Linked DNA regions of Homo sapiens: region 2 is linked to region 1. Evidence: chromatin loops called from intact Hi-C (ENCODE). Cell type or tissue: HCT116. All regions are shown on one strand. Each heading gives the region's core, and the rest is flanking DNA. Links, peaks and the distances in the headings are about the cores only.

The links. A loop is a pair of places that touch in the nucleus more often than their neighbours do. Peaks named below come from ENCODE experiments on the same cell type or tissue, not always from the same donor. Only the 100,000 strongest peaks of a DNase experiment are listed, where the experiment ranks them.
Region 2: a loop joins it to region 1, with 7 times the contacts of the local background. A loop is called at or near these places in 34 of 110 quality-filtered maps.

What each region holds. Positions count from the first base shown.
Region 1 is chr14:20,695,310-20,699,704 of GRCh38, forward strand. RNASE4 (ribonuclease A family member 4) reads left to right here. Exons shown (of 2, transcript NM_002937.5): 2 at 4,046-4,395. The coding sequence starts at 4,063. EGILA (EGFR interacting lncRNA) reads right to left here. Exons shown (of 4, transcript NR_174964.1): 2 at 4,013-4,189; 3 at 3,727-3,820. Among named protein-coding and RNA genes, the nearest start is that of ANG, 8.7 kb to the left of the region's middle. RefSeq lists a silencer at 4,342-4,395. In HCT116, for the core only: a CTCF peak has its summit at 2,611; a DNase peak (open chromatin) is centred at 2,602.
Region 2 is chr14:20,871,873-20,876,267 of GRCh38, forward strand. LOC100507513 (a long non-coding RNA gene) reads right to left here. Exons shown (of 4, transcript XR_110261.4): 2 at 3,665-3,871; 3 at 1,687-2,964. Among named protein-coding and RNA genes, the nearest start is that of RNASE3, 17 kb to the right of the region's middle. RefSeq lists enhancers at 1,920-2,019, 2,130-2,179. In HCT116, for the core only: a CTCF peak has its summit at 1,937 (motif pointing left); a DNase peak (open chromatin) is centred at 1,989; H3K4me3 peaks cover 1,384 bases; H3K27ac peaks cover 485 bases.

The DNA.
Region 1 (4,395 bases), core at 149-4,148:
GCTTGAACCTAGGAGGCGGAGGTTGCACTGAGCCGAGATCACGCCACTGCACTCCAGCCTGGGCGACAGAGCGAGACTCCATCTCAAAAAAAAAAAAAAAAGAAAGATCCCAGTTTATCCCAGTTTATCCCTTATTCTTCCTCAATTCTCAAGATTTGTTTTTAAGTTAACATAACTTAGGTTAACACACTCTTTGTAAAATACACTGTTCAATCTACAGACTCAGTGGTTAGCTTCCTGTTAACTAATTTCTGTTGACAGGTACTTGGATATTTTATTTAGAAAGTGGTTGCCAATAAATTAGTTATAAGTCGCCAGTTTCACTGCCTTGTGAACACATAATTATTGTGGTCTCAGTATTCCCTATGGTGGCTTCTCCTGCTCCTGGTATTGCCCTGAAATGGGCCAAAAGCCGTGGCTCCCCAATACTCAGGTTATAGAACATTGTCCAGGTACCACCTAGGAGAGCCCAGCCTCACTGAAAGTATTCAAATTTAGGAATGGGTTTGAGAAGTAGGTAGCTGGTATGTGCTTAGCACAAGAATCTCTCTTCCTTGGGTTAGTCTGTTTCAAAACTGAAAACACTGTCATTCCTTAAGAAAATAGGAAAAAGTATTCCAAACCTCTGTCACTAGAAAATTTGCCATATTACCAAATCTCAAAAACCTCTCAGGAAATGAGAAAGTCCCAGTTTCTGGTAAACTATTTGGGCCCTTTTCTCAAGTTCTCCAACCAGTGCTATTTCCTTGAGGTGAGGCAAAGTTACTCAAGATCATCGCTGCCACTCAAGGCCTTGATAGGGCAAGTGAAAGGCATGGACCATTATTATATTGATCACAGCATAAGCTGTGAAAACCCACATCTTCTCCAAACATCTGCTTGGAGCATTATCATCGCATAGTTTGCTCTGGTGTTCAGGGAAATCGCTGTTTCATAGGAAATCACATGGCAGTGGGATGGGAGTGTTTCCTGACCTGCCGATGGTACTGGCACCTGAGCAAGCATTCCTAGTCCTTTTTGGTCTGGGCCTCTTGTTCTATCACAACCACAAGCTGTTTAAAATAAAACGTCAAGTCACAGGCAGGTCATTTTATCCTGCGTGAATCAATTGAAGAATTGAAGTCCTGGTCAGCTGTGATTGTTGGCTTTGCAAGGAAAAAGAAGGAACACTCCAAAATGCTAAATGCTTTGAAGAATAGTGACATGCAAGGAAGAAAATTCCATGCAATTTGGAGAAGAAACATTTTTCTAGGAATCTAGTAGCTGAGATATTTTATAGTTTAAAAACAGACTTCCAATATCTTGAGAATACAGTTAGCTCTACGAAATAAAGAGGAGTCAATAATATATGCAACTCTGTAGTCATTCATTATTTTATCCAGATTGACAGAAGCAGAGGAAACCAAGAAAAATGGAAGTGGTAAAAAAAAAAAAATGCAGTAATTGCCAATATTTACTGAGCATTTACCCTGTGCTAGGCCTTGTTATAGGCGCTTAGATTGATTTTCTTTTCATAACATCCCTAAGAGGTAGGTATTACATGCTCATTTTGCTTATGAGGAAATCTGCTGAGAGAGATTAAGTAATTTTCTCATGGTCACAGCCTCAGTCTTTTAGACCACGGTGTCAAAAGAAGTTCTTACTGTGAGTCAGGGTGGTGCAGTGGAGAAAGCGTTTGGGGAAAATCCTGACCCAAAAGTGTGCGTTGGGATGATGTGGAGATCATTCAATTTTCTCTTGTAGCTACAGCTTTGAGATGCACCCATTGGTATCCACACTGGCCTGCTGTCCTCAAATATTTCTCTATGTCTTGTTTACTTGAGTAGTGCAGAAAAGCTGACGTCCTGGGTCTGCTCTCGCATGCATAGGTGAGGTTTTCTCTGTAGCTAGTCATCTTGCTAAACCATATTTTTGGTCACAAAGAATCAGGATGAGAGAAAGTAGATAAAACCATGGAAACTCGAGGTGCCACCGGAAGAGCAAACCAAAGTATATTGATCTGCTGAAGCTATAATCCAAGTACTAAGTATACCTTCAGAAGTTGTATGCATTGTTCTTGGGGCAAAAAGGAAATCAAACATCTGCCCTTCCTCCCACAACCTCTTTACTTCCCTCTCTTCCTAACACTGTATCTCACATCTACAGCTGCAGGCACACAGATATGACATACAGCTTGATATCTTTATGTGCAAAGGCAAAAGATGGCTATGGATATAGGAGGTGGCATTTAAAAGAACAATATCCATGTTTGATACTGCTTTCATTATCAATAATGAAAAGGTAGCCTTTCAGCAGAACAAAGTAAGGTACAGGTCGTTTGGAAGCCATTTCAGTCATTCACACAGTGTGATCCACCATTACGAAGCAGAATTTGAAATCAAAAGACAATAGTACCCATATACATCAAACTAGGAGTTCAACTGGGGTCAGTCCTTGGACTGCACATACAGAGTTGGGCTGCCTGACTCTCAAAACATTGCCCTTGCTAATTTGCGTTGCTCACTTCCTATTGAATCAGGGATGATTTTTCTTTGCTGTAGTGAATCAGCCCTGCTACACTGCAAGAATCAAGCCGATTCACAATTCACATCAATTCCAGGAGTGACGGCCAGATGGCAGCATCTGGCTAGTCAGTTGGTGAGTGAGTCCACCTCCAGTCTTGATTAAACTCTGCTGCTGGGAAGTAGCAATTCTGAGCATAAATGTCTTTGATATCCTGAATATTTTGGGTGTGGGATGAGAGAGGCAGTAGATAGTGGAAAGAGCACAGGGTGTAGACTAAGATAGGCCTGGATTCCTTTCTTTAATCTGTCAATGAAAGCAATGAATGTTCTGAAACTACATGGCAATGCTTTTTTTGTTGCCACTCTGGCTTTTTTTTTTAATGCTATAAAATATATGCCTATTTTTCACTGCCAAGAGGTGACAACACAATGATGCTGCAACCAGAGAAGACAGACAGCTACCAACAACTATTGACAAGACAGAAGGAACATCAAGAATAGATGCAAGACAAAGCAATGTATCTCCATGGCCTAGATTTTTTAGGTTATGCATAGAAACAGCAAGGAGAAGAAGACACAATCCAAGTTTTCTTTTGAGAATATTGTGCTGTTTAAATTTATTTTTTAAACATTTCTTAGCTTTTCTTATTAGTCAATTTCATAAGCCTGGGAAACATCTTTACTCTATCCATTTAATTGCATTTGTTCATTAGCTTACTCATTTCACTTATTAGTTCATTCAAACAGTAGCTATTATCAACTGTCTTCTAAGAACTGTAACTGGGTATTCTGGTTTTGCTTTTTTTTAAAAAATAGAATTAAAAGGATTTCCAAAAGGACCTGATTTTACATTAGAATTAGAATAATACATTTTAAATTAATGTATAACATATATTATTCTAGAATTAGAATAGATTTTAAATCACATTAGAATAATAGCCACATGACAAAAAAGAAAAGAAAAATAATAAAATTAATGACAAAGAAAAACAATAGTCATGTGAGAGGAAAGGCAAAGCCTAAATATTCCTCTGTCCTCTTCCTCCACCTAGATTCCCAGATGTAAGGTATTAAAAGTAGTTTGTAAACTTTCTGTGACGTATGCTGAGTCTATCCAAACTGTCGGGAATTGGAGCCTCCCGGGAACCAAACACTCCCCAAAGATCATACACCTACGGAGTTCCCCCAAGAGACACACAACTGCAGTTTCATGTAGGTTCACCTTTTCTCTCTTTTTATACTCTGTCCACACAAACCTGGCAGCCACGCAGTCAGTCCCTGCCCTGTGTCATTGTACTGGCCACAGCAACTTCTCTCTGTAAATGAGAAAGGTCTTGCTTTCAGAAAAGATCATGTTTGCAAACTACTCACTCTTGAGGAAGAAGGGTGGGAAAAGTAGCAGAGATGAGTGGGGAGATGGTGCATATAAGAAGGAGGAAAGAGGAGACTATGGAGTCAGGATGCCGGCTTGCTATTCTCAACACCTTTTTCCAGTGCCCAGTTCTTACCTTATTTCTCCTGCCCCTTGCTTTCTTTTCTAGGCACCTCTAAGATACTGATGGCTCTGCAGAGGACCCATTCATTGCTTCTGCTTTTGCTGCTGACCCTGCTGGGGCTGGGGCTGGTCCAGCCCTCCTATGGCCAGGATGGCATGTACCAGCGATTCCTGCGGCAACACGTGCACCCTGAGGAGACAGGTGGCAGTGATCGCTACTGCAACTTGATGATGCAAAGACGGAAGATGACTTTGTATCACTGCAAGCGCTTCAACACCTTCATCCATGAAGATATCTGGAACATTCGTAGTATCTGCAGCACCACCAATATCCAATGCAAGAACGGCAAGATGAACTGCCATGAGGGTGTAGTGAAGGTCACAGATTGCAGGGAC
Region 2 (4,395 bases), core at 87-4,086, 180 kb after region 1:
CATGCCTGTAATCCCAGCTACTCAGGAGGCTGAGGAAGGAGAGTTGCTTGAACCCAGGAACCGAAGGTTGCAGTGAACCGAGATTGTGCCACTGCACTCCAGCCTGGGTGACTGAGTGAGACTCAATCTCAAAAAAAAAGACGGACCCATTCTAAAAAAGTTTCTACATGAGTTTATAAGTACTCGCTTCTGCATGTCTGAAAAAATCTCTGTCTAATAAGAGAGACACACCTCAAAAGTTTTATCAATAAAAAAGGTACAAAAAAGTCAGAATAAAAATAGGACATAAAATCAATGCTATAAATATTAAACAGATTATGAATAACTTTGTGCTAATATATTTGGGAACTTTAGACGAAATGGATAAATTCCTACGTGGGAAAAAACAATCTACCAAAGCTTTCTCAAGAAGAAATGGAAAAGTTAGCATCTCTTTAACCATTAAGGAAATTGAAACAGAAGTTTAAAATAGTTTGAGGCTAAGCCTGGTGGTGTGTACCTGTAGACCCAGCTACTCTGGAGGCTGAGGCAGCAGGATTATTCGAGATCAGGAGTTCAAGCCCAGGAGTTTGAGGCACCTGAGACCGAGTGTTCAAGGATCAGTTGAGACCAGTAATTCGAGGTATGCTCTGTGATTGCACCTGTGAATAGCCACTGCACACTAGCCTGGGCAACATAGGAAGACCCATCTCCAAAAAAAAAAAAAAAGGAAAAGAAAAAAGAAAAAGCAGTCTCAAAGAAAATAAGAAAATATCAGGACCAAACAGCCTTACATGTGAGTTCTACCAAGTATTAAAATAACATATAATTCCAGTTACAAAATAAAGAAGGACTACTCCCCAATTCATTTCTGGAAGCTAACATATAACCTAGATACCAAAATTAAACAAGGCAATACAAAAAATTACAGACCAATCTCATTCGTGAACATAAATGCAAAAAAAATTTAACAAAATATTAGCAAATTAAATTTAGTCATATATAAAAAAGATTATATCACATAACCAAAATGGGTTTATCCCAGGAATACAAGGTTGGTTTAGTATTCTAAAATCAACTAATCTAATTCACCCCATTAACTGATTAAAGAAATATGCTGTATAATCCCATCATTCAACGAAATTCCCAATCCATTCAAGAGACATAAACAGGAGCAGAAGGGAAGAAACTTTTCTAATCTAAAAATGGGCATCTACAAAAGATCCACAGCAACAACCAGACCTACCAAAATGGCCCCTTAAAGATTTCTTGAAGGCACTTTTATAGCGAGCATTAGGCTAAGTGCTGAATGTCAAGAACAAAGGCAAAACAGCTATACCTCCTGGCATCGGGGGAAGGAATGAAAGTAATAGTATCCAGTTTTGTCACTGGATTATTCCAAAAGGGTAAAATCCTCACGCAACTCTGTTCCACAGGCACCGGGCTAGTCAGTTAATGGACGGCTGCCCTAGAGTCAAGTGCCCTCCTTTGCTTCAAAACCTTGTCACCATTCTGCTGGAGTCACAGGGTAGAGAATATGAACACCTTTGGATGCTTCCTCTCGTGGATAAAATAACCTCCTTCAGAAGGGGATCGGTGATGTAATGGATTCCATGAAAGAAATAAACTCTTCTCCAGCGCAGCTGAACTGTAAAGCTCATAACACAAGTAGGTCCTCAGTGCATATTCACTTCCTTTCCTTCTTACCTGAGGTGCTGCAGTGTGAATCTGAAGGTGGCAGGTTCAACGTTAAAGTGCTGCAGTGTATGAAAGTTATGGTAGACTCAGAAATCTGTTCTTCAACAGTTAGACTGTATTTATGCTGGCTGGATTTTGTTTATTCACCTATTATCGTCTACCCGTGTCAGCAACCAAGAAACCTGCAGCCTGTCTCAAAGGAAACCAAGAAAGAAGTTTTGGACTCTTGTGCAGGAAGCTTGTGGCGCGGCGCCCCCTGCCGACCAATACGACGGCCACGGGAACTGGGAGACCACGAAGGCTCTGGGCCTGCGGAGTTGCCCAAGCTCCTCCGGCTTCTCCGGAAACGGCTTTTTCCGGTGACACCCCTGGAGCCACAGTGATTTGTTTCCCTAAAGGAAGCGGTTTCCCGCCAGGGTATCGTCCCTAATACCCTCCGAAGGAGCCCATTGAGGAGAAAGGCATAGAATGTCCCGCAGAAGGCAGAAGGACCCTATGATCCAGGAAACCTAGGGCCAGCCATCAGGAGGTTTTATGAGAGCAGCTGGTGGGAAGATCAGCCCCAGGAGAAGGGGATTGTCTAGCAGCTTGGTTGGAGCAAGTCTTTTCCCGAGTATTATTTCCGTAATTCAGGCTCCCTCCCACCAACCCTCCACTGCAGCCTTATCCTCCACCAAAAGCCCTGACACTGTGGCAGGGGTAGGGCACATGGGGTTGGTGGGGAACAGGCTGTAAGAAAGACGCAGGAGCCTGCGTGCAAAGGACGAAGCATTTACAAAGAAGACCTTGACAGTGCTGCACAGATTTGAAGGCGTAGGGTGCAAGTCATTCAGGTGCCGTTGTCAGGAGGAACCTAGCCATCCAGGTGAACAGATGCCCCCTTCTTGCAGCCCACTCGCATGGGCCTGGTGGACTCCTTCTTATTTTTGGTAGTGGCAGTGAAGAGGTCGGGTCCCTGTGCTGGCAAAGCAGTCAGTGACATTGACATCATGAGTACTGTTGTGGCAGCTGCACATGGAGGGGCTGTTGGTACAGGGCAGTGGTGGAGTTCTGCAGAAATCTGCTATGGTGGTCAGATTCTATGAATGAATGTGTGGATCTGCTCGCATTTACCCCTATAGATCAGCCAACGGCACCTCATCATCACATCACAGTATCGGTGGTGTCCTCTAGGGACCCACGACCTGGGGTTGTCTAAATGTCGTGTTGAGAAGGGCAGGGCTGGAATGAAGACAGTTACGTCCAAAAGGAGGAAAAGGAGGAGGGTCCACATCAGATTCATGTTTCCTGTGAAAGCATTTCAAAGAAGAGCAGAGTCAAAAGAACAAGCCACGGTCCCTTGTCCTGTTCCTAAGAAGTCTTGGCCCTATACTTAATGTTCCCAGTTCTCCCCTCCTGCCTTTTCTACACTTATTCTTTGTGTACTCTTGGCAACAAGTGTTCTCACATCCTTTTTCCACCTCCTTGTCAATAACGGAGATGACTACCGCCCTCTCAACCCTTTATGGGATTGTCCTATGTACAAGGTTATTTCCAAACCCCAAAGTGATTCTTGCTCCTTACCTAAGCAGACCAGTTAAACTAAAAACTTTCATCTCTGAGGTGTTTGCATCTATCAGTCCATCTGCTGCTCACCCATAGCCTGTGAGGTGAGGCAGGTATCATTGCCAACCCCTTTTTAGAGTGACCTAACTCAGAAGAGAATTGACAGATCCATATGACCTGCATCTTAGAAAATATTTTCACTTCCTTAAATACAAATGTCTGTTTAAACGCTGTTTTTAAAAATGTGAGCATTTCAATTCTAAGGGAGTAGAGTTTATGTTTCCCCCACATATTTCTCTGCCTCAAAATAAAGATTCCCAACTCTTCCATGTATAGAGCCCATCTTCCAGAAATGTTCTAATTCTTGGTGATCAGGGATTCTGGGTGACTGTGTGTGAGCCTTCTGTCTCTAGGTCTAATATCTGACTCTTTTTTTACATACCTGGTAGTTCCAAGAAAGGGTTTTCTGCAGAGCAGATGACATCCACAGAGATGGATATATCCCTCTCAGAGGTTGATACTCCTAGTAGAAATGGAATCCCCGTTGCCTCTCTCCTTCCTCTAATCTTGTAGAAATTTCATTGTGGATATTTTCTTCCCAGAGGTTAGGGTGCAGGCCGTATGGAAAACTCTCAGGCCTGTCAATGATCTTAAACAGATTGCCAGGTATTACTAATTTTATGCTTACTATTTCACACCTAAAATGTTCACCAGCATCACACAGAGTGCCTATGACATCACTGCAAATATGCAGAAACTTGGGGTTTAGTGTCTATCATAAGCTTGCTACTGGAGCTTGGCAAATCACCTTATCCTTCTACTCCTCATCACTAAAGTGAAGATTATAGACAAAAGATCTCTTTCAGCTCTCACATTCTGTATTTTTTTTATACATTACTGTGTGGGTTCATGTGTGATTTTGTATATGTGCATATTGGTATACACATGTTCAAGTAAGGAGAAATAATTAGTTTGCAAATTGAGTTTCCATTTGAGAATTGTTAATCTAATTAAGTGCAATTTTTCCAATTTTAAAACTCTATGATGGCTGGGCACGGTGGCTCACGCCTGTAATCCCAGCACTTTGGGAGGCCGAGGTGGGTGGATTGCCTGAGGTCAGGAGTTTGAGACCAGCCTGGCCAACATGGTGAAATCCTGTCTCTACCAAAAATA